Linked DNA regions of Homo sapiens: region 2 is linked to region 1. A link is an interaction called in ENCODE POLR2A ChIA-PET data of the cell type or tissue named here. Cell type or tissue: GM12878. All regions are shown on one strand. Links, peaks and the distances in the headings refer to the core of each region. The heading gives the core; the rest is flanking DNA.

Region 1 (7,474 bases), core at 2,475-7,474:
ATGGATAAAGAAAATGTGATATATATACACAATGAAATACCATTTAGTGATTAAAAAAGAGTAAAATTCTGTCATTTGCAGCACCGTGGATGAGCCTGGAGGACATTATCTTAAGTTAAAGAAGCCAGGCAAAGAAAGATGAATATGGCATGTTTTTACTCATATGTGGAAGCTAAAAAAGTTGATCTCATAAAAGTAGAAAGTAGAAGAGTTGTTGAAGAGTAGCCAGGGGTTGGCTAATGGATGCAAAATCAGAGCTAGAAAGTAGGAGTAAGTTTGAGTGTTATATAGCACCACAGGGTGACTATCATAAACAACAATGTATTATACAACTTCAAACAGCTAGAAGAGAGGATTTTGAATGGTCTCATGACAAAGAAATGATAAAATGATAAATGTCGGAGGTGATAAATATGCTAATTATCCTGATTTGATCATTACACATTGTAAACATGTATCAAAATATCATATTATACCCCATGTATAAGTACAATTATTTGTGAATTAAATATATAGCAAATATTTTAAAATAAAATGAAATAAATATAATAAACCTAGAGCAAAAATGGTCAGGAAAAAAGTAAAAGCACAAATTACCAATATGAGAAATAAGAAAGGAGACATCACTACAGATGCTGCCCATAAATTTGACAAATAAAATGGATAAATTCCTTGAAAAAATGTAACTTCTCAACATTAAACAAGGGAAAAAAAATGTAATATCTGAATAGTCTTCTATATATTGAAAAAAAACTGGATCCCTAATCAAAATCTATCCACAAAGAAAACTCTAGACTCGGATGGCTTTGTTGGTGAATTCTTCCAAATACTTTAAAAATTCACTGGTAGTTCTTTCAAACATTATCAATGTTAGACTCTTTTAGACAATATAAAAAGAAGAAACATTTCCCAACTCATAAGACAAGCATAACTCTGATATCAAAATTTGAAGAGAACATTTCAAAATACAAAAATTTCAGACCAATATCTCCTATGAACATAGAAGCAAAAATACTGCACAGCCAAAAAATAGCAACAACCCAAATGCTCACCAACTAATGAATGTATAAAGTGTAGCACTTCCATATAAGAGAATGTTGTTTACCCATAAAAAAAGAATGAAGTACTGACTCATGCTACAACATGGATGAACCTTGAAAACATTATGCTAAGTGAAAGAAACAATGGCAACAAAAGGTCATAAATTGTATAATTCCATTTATATGTAATGTCTAGGTAGGCAAATTCATAAAAACAGGAAGTAGTAGTTGCCAAAAACTGATAGAAAGGAGAATAGAAACTGACTGCTAATAGCTTTGGGATTTATGGAGAGACAAAAATGTTTAGTTGTATGACTTTGTGAATATACTGGAAACCAATAAGTTGTATAAAAGGGTGAATTTATGGTATGTGTATTACCCCTTTTATTTTTAAAAAAAGAGAGAGCCATTTACCTACAAATAATTTTGTCTAACAACATGTGGAAAGAATAAATACATAATCAACATAATTCAATATAATAACAGAACAAAAGAAACAAAACATATGATCACTTCAATAGAAACAGAAAAAGTATTTTTAAAACTCAACAACCACTAGTGATGAAACTCCTTGGTGAACCAGGAACAGATTTTACTTAATCTAATACAGATTATCTATAAAAAACCTACTTTTAACAGTGTATTCAACTATACTGAATGTTGAAAAATTAAGTATTTCCACTTAGGCATAGGAGGAAAATGCAAGGATTTGTACTATCACCACTTCTGTTAACACAATATTGAAGGTCAGTAAGTGATGCAAATGAAATAAAAGTCATAATGGTTAAAAATTAAAAGTAAAGCATTTTTTATTTGTAGATAATTATATTTATAGAAAATACAAAATAATCCACAAATAAAGAATTAACAAGGGAATTATCAAGGTCACTGGATACAAGACCAACTTTTAAAAATCAATCTATGAAGCACCTTATGTAAACTGAAGCTTTTCCATAGAAGCCAGATTCATTCTGTGTAATTAATGTAATGATACTCCTATCATGTTCAAGCATCAATGAATAAATTAGGGAGGAATAGTTATCTCATTACTAAGTAGAAAACTTTTATTTACTTAACCTAGCCGGCTAATTAGTAATAAGAAAGAGATTTTAACAGTTCAACTTGATTTAGGGGAGAGATGAAAACAGATTTCTTATATATAGCTTCAGTCTCTTGATCTTATTTGGAAGTCTTCACATGGGGGGAGGACTATAAATAAAGCTACCTTGGCAATGGGCAGAGCAGCAGAAGGAAAAAGAAAAGAGGGTAGGGGAATATGGAAGGGAGCATAAGTGAGGGGAAGAGAACTCTCTGAAAAGCTTTGGCTATAGACCCTGCCTCATGCATATTTGTACTCTTAAGTAAACATAGGCTAGGTAGGCCAGGGAAACTCAAGCCTTGAAGCAATTGTAAAACTGTAACACTTTCTAATGATATCATGAATACAATCTATTCATCCCAGGCCTCAGAGAACAACAAGAGGAATGAGAGCAAGCAAATAACTAAGAACACAGAGATACAAGGCACTCTGAGTGAGAACAGCAGAACTAGGCAACAGAAAGACACCTATATAGACTTCAGATGGTGGGATTTTCGGAAAGATTGCAACAAGAACATGTGTATCAAATTTAAAGAAATAAAAGACTATCATTAAAATATCTGCAGGGAATGGGGAACAACCAAGCACATTTGAAAAAAAATCAAACTAGACATGAAAAATAACTGACACTACAGACTCCATAGGTGGATTTAAGTGTACAGGACACAGCTGAATAGAAAATTTAAGATCTAGAAAACAGATCAGAAAAAGAATCTGGAATTCTTCACAGAAACATAAAAAGGCTAAAAATATGTCCCTGAGACCTTTTCAAATCTGAAACTTCCTCCTTCCCCCATCCCAAAAGAGACAGCTCTTACTCTATCCAAGTATGCACTTCCTCTCATACACCAGATCCCATTTCATTCACCATCCTTGAGATTTTGCTCAACCATACATCCCTCTCTTTGTTTACCCTTTATGCTTTTTTTCTGTGGTTTCTAACCTTAGAGGCCTACTGTCATTCTCCAATTCAAAAGGGGAAAAAAGTTTAAGTAATCCTCTATCCCTCTTCATCACTAAATTTCTTGAAGAAAAAAATGGTCCTGGCCTGGGCAACATAGCAAGACCCCGTCTCTATTAAAAAAAAAAAAATTAGCCAGGCACGGTGGCATGTGCCTGTAGTCCCAGCTACTCAGATGGCTGAGGTGGGAAGATCGCTTTGGTCCAGGAGTTAGAGGCTGCACTGAGCTATGGTCATGCCACTGCACCCCAGCCTGGATGACAAAGTGAGACCCTGTCTCAAAAAAAAAAAAAAAAAAAAAAAAAAAAACTTCATTGTATTGAAGTTTTTTAACACCTTACTATCAAACTCATGCAAGTCTATGAGACTTCTCAATACCACAAACTTTCTAGTAGCCAATTCAACTGCCCATCTTCAGTCTTTATCCTTCACATTCTCCTACATACGATAACTACCAAACAGTGCCTACTTCTTTACATCCCTGCCCCCTGTCCCGCCAGCTTCTAGAACCTCTACTTTAGTGTTCCTTCTACCTCTGATGGTGGTTCCTTCTCAGTCTTCTTTACTGGCTCCTTTTTCTTCCTCTTCCTGTCCCTTAAGTCTTTACTACATATATCACTTCTAATGTGAGCTATCTGCTCATGTTCTATATTCACTTCTATACTGGTTAGTTACAAACCTTGTTCAATAAGCTATAACAACCCTAAACAATAATAGCTATTGGAGTTACTGAACATCATTAGACTGCTGGTCTAGAGCCAGTTAAGTTCTCTATCAAGGTACATCTACCATAAAAATCTAGAACCTTTCCAGCTACTTCAAAATCCCTCCCCTACCCATCAACTCAGAGCAGAGAATCTAACCATCTATTTAACCAATAAAATAGAGACACCATTACAAATGTACTCCCTTTGCTTTTCTTCCACCCACCTTGAAATGATCTCTAACCCAGGGCCTTACTCTATTAATTATTCCCATTCTCTCTCTCTTTTTTACTATCCTTGCCCTTTTCCTTCAGCCTGCTATGTCAAGATAGGTTAAGAGTACAGAATTTAGAAACAAATGACTTGGGTTCAAATACAAGCTCTGTCATTTACCAGCACTGTGATCTTGGTATTACTTTAATCTCTCTGTGCCTCAGTTCTCTCATCCATACAATAGGGTGAAAACAGTACCTCTCCCACTGGATGATGTCACACTTAGAATTATGCCTGGTATTTAGTAAGTGCTAAACACATTTTTATTATTATTCCCATGCCAAATTCAAATGTCTACCTTGGTTTGGGTTTCCCCAGAAGCAGACGTCAATTCAAGAATTCAAGTGCAGTAGTTATTTTGAGAGGTGATCCCAGGAAAAACACCAGTAGGGAAAACAAAAGTAAAACAGGGAAAAGAAGGAAGTCAAGAAAGGACATATTATGAAGCCAGTTACCCTGATGGGGAACTAGGGCCTGAACCAGTGGAGAACTCTGGTAGACAGCAGAAAACATGGCTCAGTTATCCTAAATGCAGGTGAGACAAAGGTATTTATCTACCAACTCCCCATCCATCACTGGTGGAAAGTTTTTCTGAAGGCATTAACTCTCTGGCGCATGTGAGTTGCCCTGCACACAGGCCAAGTGTGTTTCTTTTCAGGCAGATAGTCATAGATGTTTGCAGAAGACAGTATGCAAATGGATGCCAAAGGGATATGGCTAGGACACTAAGAACATCTCCTACAGGTTATCTAATCCAAAAGATTAATTATTTGTCTCCTTCCTTAAGCTACTGCCTTCCTTCTTGCCCTTTAAACATTATTAAACACTATTTCTAAATACTCCCATGTCCAGCCTCACTTTCCCACTTTTCCCTGCCTCCTGAAAAAAGGAGGTGAAGTGAGTGGGTGTTGGCTCATTATAATTTCTTATTGCCAACCTCAAGAACCTATCTCAGACTTCGGTTTCACTGGCCTAAGGGAAAAGAGGCAGTTTGTGAGTGACAGTATGTTCACGAGGAGACTTTGAATATACTGAACATAATGTATCTGAACAGGACTGAGAGAATCCTAGCAGTAGACTTTTCAAAATACAGGCTAGAACTTAAGAAAAGAGGTTTTACCTAAAAACCACAGACCAGGAAGTCAAATGCATATCTGAAATCATAAGCCTGAGACAACCAAAGAAGAAAATTCAGAGAGAAGAATCCCAAGAATGGACTCTTGAGAAACTAGCTCTTCCTCCCTTTCTATCTAGATGAAAATCATTATTATATTTGCACTTGAGATCTAGTCACCTGCTAAATATATCATTAAATCCACTTTATTCCATCTATTCCCATTATCTTTTCTCAGTATTTTCACTTGTCAGAGTTACTGCAACTGTCTCTTTAAAGGTAGCCCTGCTTTGCAGATCTGCTCCTTTTCATTCATCCTCTATAACACTACTAGAGATTATCTTTATAAATTGAAAGTTTAACTCTACCATTACATTGCTTAAAAACCTATGATTGGCTGGGCGCAGTGGCTCACGCCTGTAATCTCAGTACTTTGGGAGGTCGAGGCGGGCAAATCACGAGGTCAAGAGATGAAGACCATCCTGGCCAAGATGGTGAAATCCCATCTCTACTAAAAATACAAAAATTAGCTGGGCGTGGTGGTGGGTGCCTGTAGTCCCTGCTATGTAGAAGGCTGAGGCAGAAGAATCTCTTGAACTCAGGAGGCGGAGGTTGCAGTAAGCCAAGATCGCCCCACTGCACTCCAGCCTGGCAACGGAGTGAGACTCCGTCTCAGAAAAACAGACAAAAAAAAGAAAACAAACAAAAAATACCCTATGATTGTTCCATACTATTTTCAAATAAAGCAATACAGGGAACATAATAACCTAGTCCTAACATATCTTTCTAGCCATATCTCCTACCTCCTCATTTTTATGCACCCCGCTACCTACATTGTAGTTATTTCCAACATTTCTGTTTTGCACTTCTTTGATTCCCTGAATTCACAATGTAGCTCCAGCAACGATTACCACCTACTCAGGGGTCAGCAAACTATAGTCTACATGCCAAAAACAGCTTCCTGTCTATCTTTGTAAATAAAGTTATATTGGAACACAGCCATGCTTATCCATTTATATATATTGTCTGTGGTTGCTTTCAAACTAAAGAACAGAGCTGCATGGTTGCAACAGAGACTCTATGGCCCATAAAGTCTAAGTTATTTACTATCTGGTCATATAAATATGTCATATATATGATTATAGACACATATGATATCAAACAGTATCATATATATATAATTGGATTCCCAGAAGGAAATAAGAAATTGAGTCTGAAATAATATTTGAGGAAATAAAGGCCAAAATTTGCAAGTTAAATAAAAATTGACATCACACAGATCTAACAAACTGAAAGGATACCAAGCAGGATACACACACACAGAGACACAGACGTGTGTGCGTGCGCATGCACACACACACACACACCATATTTAGGTACAATACAGTCAAGCTGCTAAAAATCAATAAAAGGGAAAATCTTTTTTTAAAGCCAGATAAGAGAGTTCTGGTTCCAGTACATTGGCATAAACCCCAAAACAGCCTATTTTCCCCACTGTTTACAACTACTTTGGGCAAAATTTTTAAAAAGACAAAAAAAGTACTTCAGGACTCTGAAAAACAAATAAAAGCAAATTCTGGAGGGGAGTCAAAACTTGGAAAAGTGATTCACAGAAGAGTAAATTTCCCAGTTTGGTTGTTTTTCTCCTTTCACTAACAGCTTTGCCTGAAGGCCAGGAAGAGATCACTGCATTACAGGGCTACAACCCAAAAGTTAAAATTCCAAGTTAAAACTCTTTCTGGCCAGAGGAACTGAGAAAAGAAACTGATATGATGGAAAATGGGTAAGAAGTCCTGAAAAAGAGTAAGACACAGAAAGGGATCCCCTAAACAACAAAAAACACAACATCCTCCAGAGAATTATAATAAACCCTAGAGTTTACAAAACATAACATTAACCATGTCCAAGATACAATCCCAAATTCTCACAATGCAAAACACAAGAAAAATGTGAACAACTTCAAGGGAAGAGACAATCAAAAGATGCCAACCCTAAGACGATGCACATGTTGTAATTATCCAACAATGACTGGAAGGCAACCACTATAAATATGCTACATTGAGGAAAGACAAGGACAACTGAATGGAATGGAAAGAGGTTCTCGGCAGGGAAAGAGAAGTTTTTTTTTGTTTTTTTTTTTTTGTTTTTTTTTTAAAGAACCAAATGTAAATGTTAAAAGTGAAATAAACAATACATAAAAAGTTCACTGGTTGGACTCAATAAGAAAATGGAGATGGGAGAAAAGAGTCTGTGAACCTGAACGTGTATCAATAAAAATAACCT
Region 2 (7,474 bases), core at 1,512-6,511, 140 kb after region 1:
TTTGTTCTGAAAGCACTGGACCAATTCCATCATTTGTCAGGACCTCTAAGTCAATACTCAGATTATTCAGCACCAAATATGCGAACTGATCCATGCTCCATATTCTTAGTAACCCTTGTGCCTTGCTAGAAGACTGATATGGATTTTGTGGTTAAATTCTAGAAACTGTACTTTATTCTGTTCCTAGAACTAAGTCCTCACATTTTAGCCTAGTTCTATGATCCTCTTTCCTTTGATCTATTTGTCTCTGCTCCACATGAACCATGTCTCTGCTTCTCATTTCCAAGGACCTGTGAGCAGGGCTGATATTTATGCCATATAGAATGGATTGGGCTGGTTATTTATATGGATATCTGTTCTGATGTATTGAGGCATTTTTTTGGTGAGCCATGGCATCTGTTCTGACTAGCTGATGCCTGTATATATCAGTGGTTAGATATTTCTCCAATAAATGAAGATTATTTTTGTGGTAAAATATTAGCTCTAGCCCCCTCTTAGGATGAGGCTAGAATTATGTGTCCACTAGAAAAATATTATTTTCAGAAGTGGATTTAATTTCTATCATTTAAAGGGCCAGTCATAAATGACTCTAATCAGAACTGTTGATTGATTAGACTTTCGTTATATGCAGACAAATATGCTCAGAGGCCAGATATAAGGGACAAAAGAACAAATTGGCCACATGCTGTGTCTGCAAGGAACTCACTATGTAGAAAGGACTTCTACTCCTGGATTTAGAACCATTCAGTTTTATATTTTTTGTTTTTAAAATTATGGAAGATTTCTCATTAATTTTTGAAATGCAGGTGACTAACTGATTTAAAAATACACTTAAGAGTATCACAATACCTTTGAAAGGTAATTGAATAGAACTTCAGAAAAATCCATTCAACTATTGTCTCAAATATCCATCCATCCATTCATCTATCCATCCATCCATCCATCCATCCATCCATCCGTCCGTCCGTCCACCCGTCCGTCTGTCCGTCTGTTCATCCATCCATCCTTCCATCCATCCATCCACTATCTCGTTGAATTTATCCATCTTCCAGGAGCTGTGCTTGCAAATAGAAAAAGACTGCCAAGAAGCTCACAGACGAGTACAGAAATGAACATACGAACAATTTCAACACCATTGTGGAGATAAGTTCACATGTGGATGAACTCAGGCAAGTTCCACAGGGGTCTAACAAAAACAATCTTAGACTCTGAGAACTGCAAATCTGGATTTGAATTCTCGCTCTACCCTTACTAAAGCTATGGCTTTGAGTGAGTTATTGAACATGTCTATTTCAATCTCCTCTTCTATTAGGTATGTTGTAGGGGCAAAGGGAAAACTTCCCTTTTACCCTCTGAAGGTTCATTGCAAATCACTGACAAAAGATAGATTAATAGGAGAAAAAGCATACAAATTTATTTGATCAGAGTTTGGATATGATACAGGAGCCTTCAGAATGAAGACCCAGAGATACAGGGGAAACTGTCCATTTTTCTGCTTAGGTTCAACATATTATGGATAGCCAAATAGAAATAGGATTGGACAAAAAGGATATGTTCCCCTGTTAATGGACTGAGTGGGGAAACTCAGGAAGACCTGTCTGTTCAGATTCTTCTTGGCATCCCTGTGCAGCATTCCTTCCCTCCGGATATGAGGCAGGACACTCTCTGGAGTGGAAGTTTTATGACCTACAATCAAACCAGGTAGGTCAGATAATTCTTTTATAACCAATTTTTACACAGAAAGGTAAAGGGAAAGGTAGAGTTAGATTTTTAGGTTTCATGACTGTTTGGGGGAAACAGGTTCTGATTTCTATGATCTGTCTTGGGGAAGAGGGATTCTAGCTTCTATGGCTTGCCTCAGGGAAGAATGAGGGGCCAGAAACAGAACAGTAGGAGAAAATCAGAGTGAGCTGCTTCTGAGGCCTTCACTTTGGGATATCATTTTCTGAGCCTCAACAGTGTATGATGTCACTTGCCTGACCATAATAGATGCCCATTATGTTAGCTACCATCTCTCTATCTCCTCTCTTCCCTTTCATTCATTTCTGGGCTTTGGTTTTCTTATCTCAAAAAAGAAAGGGTTTAAATTGATTTCTGAGTTATTTAAGAATCTAAAGCCTGTGTTTTAGGAACAATTCCCCTAAGCTTGAAAGATGTTCTTTCATTACTTATGGTCAAATATGCAATACTCTCTAAATATGGCAAATCATAATTTAATCACACTGATTGGTCTCTCTAACACACCAAGCTCTTTCTCACCTTGGGGACTTGGTGCATCTTGTTCCCTTGCTTGTAGATTTCCTTCCTCTTTGCTTACCTGGCTAGCTCCTGCCTGTCCTCCAGGTTTCAGTCTAGTGGTCACTTCCTGCTAGAGTTTGGATGTTTGTACCACCAAACCTCATGTTGAAATTTGATCCCTGATGTTGGAGGTGGGGCCTAATGTGTTTTGGTCATGGGGATGGATCCCTCTTGACTTGGTGACGTTCTTATGATAATGAGTGAGTTCTTGTTCTGTTAGTTCCAGTGGGAGCTGATCGTTAAGAGCCTGGCCCTTCCCCACTCGCTCTCTTGCTTCCTCTTTCACCATGTGATCTCTGCACACACCAGCTCCCCTTCACCTCCTGCCACGAGAGGACACAGCCTGAGGCTTTCACCAGATGCCCACTCTTCTAGCCAGCAGAATGGGGAGCCATCTAAACCTATTTTCTTTACAAATTACCAGCCTTCTGTATTCCTTTATAGCAACACAAATAGACTAAGGGACATCCCCAAGGATGCTTTCCACAGATAATTTCCAGAGGGCTAATCTGTGAATTTTCTTTGGTCTCTACACTCAGCCTGTCAAAATAGACACCATACTATAGCCATCCCCCACTTATAACACCCAACATTTAAGATCTGTAATATTCTAATGCATTTCCCTTTAAAAAGAGTAATGATAATGACTCCTCCAACCAGAGACCCTTATGGGGCCCAGTTTATGGTTTACTGTAGAGAAAGGGGATCTAACCATATTTCAATATCTAAATGCAAAATGCAGATACAAATTATTAATGACTAACATGTATAAATCATTTACTACACGCCTGGCACTATGCCAAGCATTGTATATGCATTATTTCACTTATTCTTTATATCAACTTTAAGAAATAAGTTTATGTGTAGCATAGGTTTGTAAATGAAGAAACAGTGACTTACAGAGTTTAAATTGTTTATTTAAACAGAAATAATTTGTTTCCTAGATATGAAGATCGTCAGAATAAAACAAAACAAGGCAAAAACCCACCAAAAATTCAAAGCAACAACCAAAACATTATAGGTTTAACAACAGCTTTACAGGGAGAGAAGGAAACATGACCTTATATGTGCACATTGTAAGACTGACTCTGATGTCAGAGGCATTAGAATTGAGGAGCAGCAGAGGCAAGTTTAAGCTCAGGACTGTCTGACTTCAGAACCAATATTTGTAAAATATTACTCTGTACTTTTCAGATTCAGAAAATCAGCCCTCAACTTAAGGATACCTGAGAGGCTGTGAGAAACTCAAGAAGCAAAGACAAATTTTTTGAGAACTTTGACAATGTGAAAATAAACCAAGGGACAGTCTAAGTGCAAAAACAAAACAATGACAAACCCCAAACAACCCAAAGCCATTACATTCAAACTTACCAGCAACATGAGATTTGCAACTTAAAAAAAATGAAGAAAATAGAGAATGTGTATTCATGTATGTCACTTTTTGTGATTTATTTCATTTAATCATAAGAATTTCATATGGTAAAAGCATTACATTATTATAATCCATATCTAACAGATGAGAAACTGAGGCACAGAACCTGCCTTAGGTCATATATTAATAAAAGGTAGAGTTTGTGTTAGACTTAGGGAAACTAATTCTAGAGTCCACAAATTATGGAATTGGTAGGAAATTCTATAATTTCCCAGATGCCAGCGATGCGACAACGTTTTCTAAATAATTAAATAAAATTCATCAAGAGAAACGTTCACTGTTGGAGCAGGTTTTTAACATGGGAGAATCTGCTCTGTTGTGGAAATGAGATCTCTCCAAACCTCTTATTTTCTACCAGATCTTAATTTTGCCAGCTTTAGTTTTGATAGTCCCAGTAATTTTGATAGTCCCAATAATTTTAGGAACAGAGCCCCATGAAGAGTGAAAGATAATTGCATCTGGTGACAAGCTCCCTGGTCCTTAGACTAAAATCTCTGTGGTCAGGCACTATGTTTTGTTTCTGATTGCATCAGTGTTTGGCATAGCCAAAGGACTCAATAAATAATTGCTGAATGAATGAATCATGTAAGACATTAAGCCTAAGACTGGGAGGCCGAGGCGGGTGGATCACGAGGTCAGGAAATCGAGACCATCCTGGCTAACACGGTGAAACCCCGTCTTTACTAAAAATACAAAAAAAATTAGCTGGGCGTGGTGGCGGGCGCCTGTAGTCCCAGCTACTCCGGTGGCTGAGGCAGGAGAATGGCGTGAACCCGGGAGGCGGAGCTTGCAGTGAGCCGAGATCGCGCCACTGCACTCCAGCCTGGGCGACAGAGCGAGACTCTGTCTCAAAAAAAAAAAAAAAAAAAGAAAGAAATTAAGCCTAAGAAATTTTACATTTAAACAAGAAAATGCATGTCATGAAGAATGTGATCTTTTCATCAGGCCACAGCCAGCCTCTACAGGGCCTTAGAAAAAGTGCTCTCCCTGGGTGGATAAATTAGGAGAAGACATACACTGGTCAGGTATACTCTCTCTGATTTGGCTTATCCACATTAGAGACCCATAGAGTCCAGCTAGGCAACTAGAACTTACATTTCCAACCTCATTTGATCTTTTGGTCAGGCATGTTTAAGCAGTGTGCAAATATACAACTGTATATGGTAATCTGGTTTACCTCATCTTCTCTTTGATTTTTTTTTTTTTGTAGGGTGACGGCAAATGTCCTCTTGTCTTTCTTAATCAAGACAGTACCAGTTCTGCCCAGCTTAAAAAGATATAAAAATAAAATGTTTGCATTCTATTGATTTATACCATATTCAACATCCATGTCAGTCTTTATTTTTCAAGGAGAGTATGTTAGATAGATTAGTTCCTTTCTTCTTTATATGGTAAGCTATAAATAAATTTTATAGGATCTTTTTAAATTTTGGAAACCAAAAAAAAAAAATTGAGCCCTGAACCTGTACATTTTAGTTTTTGGAACATTCTATAAATTTGTCTACTGCTTTCTTGTCTCATACTTCTCAGTTTGTGTAAGGTGTGTCACTAGAAAAACCAGGAGGCGGAGGTTGCAGTGAGTGGAAATCGTACCATTGCACTCCATCCTGGTTGACAAGAGCAAGACTCCTTCTTAAAAAAAAAAAGAAAAAAAATTAGCTAAACCCAAAGTCTAAAAAATGTGAATTGCCTTTCTCTTTCAGATACTTGCAGGAATGTATACATGTGAACACACACAAACACATATACACACACATACAAACAAAACATATACACATATACATACAAACACACACATAGGCATACATACATATGTTGCTTTTCTGTGCTAAGTGGGAATTTAGGGGCAACCTGATTCATATCAAGAGATGAAGGAATTCTGTTGGACTTAGTGACTCTCTGAATAGCTTTGACTAATTGCAAATGATTATCATCATAATAATTTCCCAGGAAGAGTTTATTAAACTTAAATCTTAAAACTCCATTACATGTCACTTAGACACACACACACTCCAAAAATTTAGGAGTTAAATCAGCGTACCTTTCTTAAAACAAAAGCCTAATTAGAAACCTCTTGCCTCGATCATAGCTCTGCTACAGCATGCCTTTTAGGAGTGATAGAGTGATATTTTTATTTATTTTTAATAAGGACCACAAAACCACTTTCAAAAAAATTTTAGTCATTTTTAGTGAAAGAGAATGTTTCAATTTAGTTCACAAATCCTCACATTAGAACATTGGCTTCTTGTCCTCAAATGCATTTAAAAATATGATCTCTGCAATGAATCTCAATATCTGTTGTTGTTCCCTCTAGGCCTGAAGTTTCTCACTCATTAACCTGGAGCAACAAAATGGAAAGAATTCTGATGACAAAGTAGAGAACCTGTCCCTTTGCTGGCTCTGAGGATGACTGACTGTTGTGTGGGTGAGGTCTGCAGACAGAAGCCAGCTCTGCTCTCTCCATTGGTAAACATGGGTGGGAGCATGGGAAACTCCAAGAGGCCAACCCTTGTGAGTGTTAGTGAAAAACAGCAAAGTGTTAGGAAGAAAAGTGAGTCCTAACTCAGAACTGCAAATGCCCACCAATATTGGTTGCTCCCTGCCTTATTAGACATTTTCATTTGTAGCACCTTTAAAAGATATGATTTCCTAATGTCATGGCACTTTATTTTCTGGGTCATGTTGGCTTCGTGGTTAAGCAGGTGCAAACATTGAATTGGCCAGGTGAGCTGCCAGGATGACTGAAACACAGGGGGTTTGGATCATCTGGACAACAGGACTGAGTGGAAATTAATGGGCGAGGGTTTCAGAGATGAGACTTTGAATCCAAGCTTTGCATTTTACTGTAAGAGTTTGGGCAAGTTGTTTAACCTCCGAAAGGCTTTGTTTTCTTCATTTGCAATATCCCCTATCTTAAAGATTATAAAGTTATAAAGATTAAGTTAGATAATGCATAAAAAACAATTAGCACCAGTGCCCAGCAAATTTCTGTTGTTAAGAGGTAGTCCTACAGAATCTGTTTTTTTTTTTTTTTTTTTTTGGTCTGAAATTCCCTTCTCACAGGTTTACTTATTCCCCAGGAATAGCTGTAATGAATAAAACTTTGGAGACTTGAATTTGGGCACAATGCAATATATTGCCAGGGACATCTCCAAAATCAGCCTTAACATACCCTAACTTGTTTCCAAGGAACTTATCACTTAGCTAGATGTGTACTATAAATAATAATGATGATGATTACAGAAATAAAAATATTCATTGTTTCTATTCATTCAATGCAGACAACTTGCTGGGTGCTTTAAATATACACTTTAAAATACTTATAACAATGGCACATATTAAGTACCATTATTCACATTTTATAGAGAAAGCAGAGACAAGAGAGTAAGGAACATCTTGGAGGTCACACCACTAGGGATCAGACCTGGGATTCAAAACCAGATTTGCTTTACTCTGGAGCCTTTTTTTTTTCTACTACACCCTGCTATGCTCAGATGGGCTAGGAAATTTGTCCTAGGAATAAGTTTAGTAAACATCAACAGGTTCTTTTGTCTTTCTAGTGAATACCAAATATTTTGTTGCCTATTTCACAAATTCTGAGGGAATTCTACAAACTCTTCTTTGCTGGAATTCAGGATCCCTTTTGTTGATTAAATTATTATTTCCATTGATGTGGTTTTGAATTCAATCTAATAGCAACAAGGCACTGTCTTAACAAAGGATATGCTGTTGTTGGGTTTTTTT

Evidence for each region. Peaks named below come from ENCODE experiments on the same cell type or tissue, not always from the same donor. Only the 100,000 strongest peaks of a DNase experiment are listed, where the experiment ranks them.
Region 2: POLR2A ChIA-PET joins it to region 1 with 6 read pairs; 3 of 35 experiments call an interaction of 5 or more read pairs at or near these places.

The regions. Positions count from the first base shown.
Region 1 is chr13:77,304,246-77,311,719 of GRCh38, forward strand. All of the region lies in intron 1 of MYCBP2 (MYC binding protein 2), which reads right to left. Among named protein-coding and RNA genes, the nearest start is that of MYCBP2, 19 kb to the right of the region's middle. In GM12878, for the core only: no CTCF peak of the experiment used is centred there; no DNase peak of the experiment used is centred there; H3K27ac peaks cover 202 bases.
Region 2 is chr13:77,446,371-77,453,844 of GRCh38, forward strand. LOC124903186 (a long non-coding RNA gene) reads left to right here. Exons shown (of 4, transcript XR_007063828.1): 2 at 6,045-6,196. Among named protein-coding and RNA genes, the nearest start is that of SCEL, 86 kb to the right of the region's middle. RefSeq lists an enhancer at 2,307-2,686. In GM12878, for the core only: no CTCF peak of the experiment used is centred there; no DNase peak of the experiment used is centred there.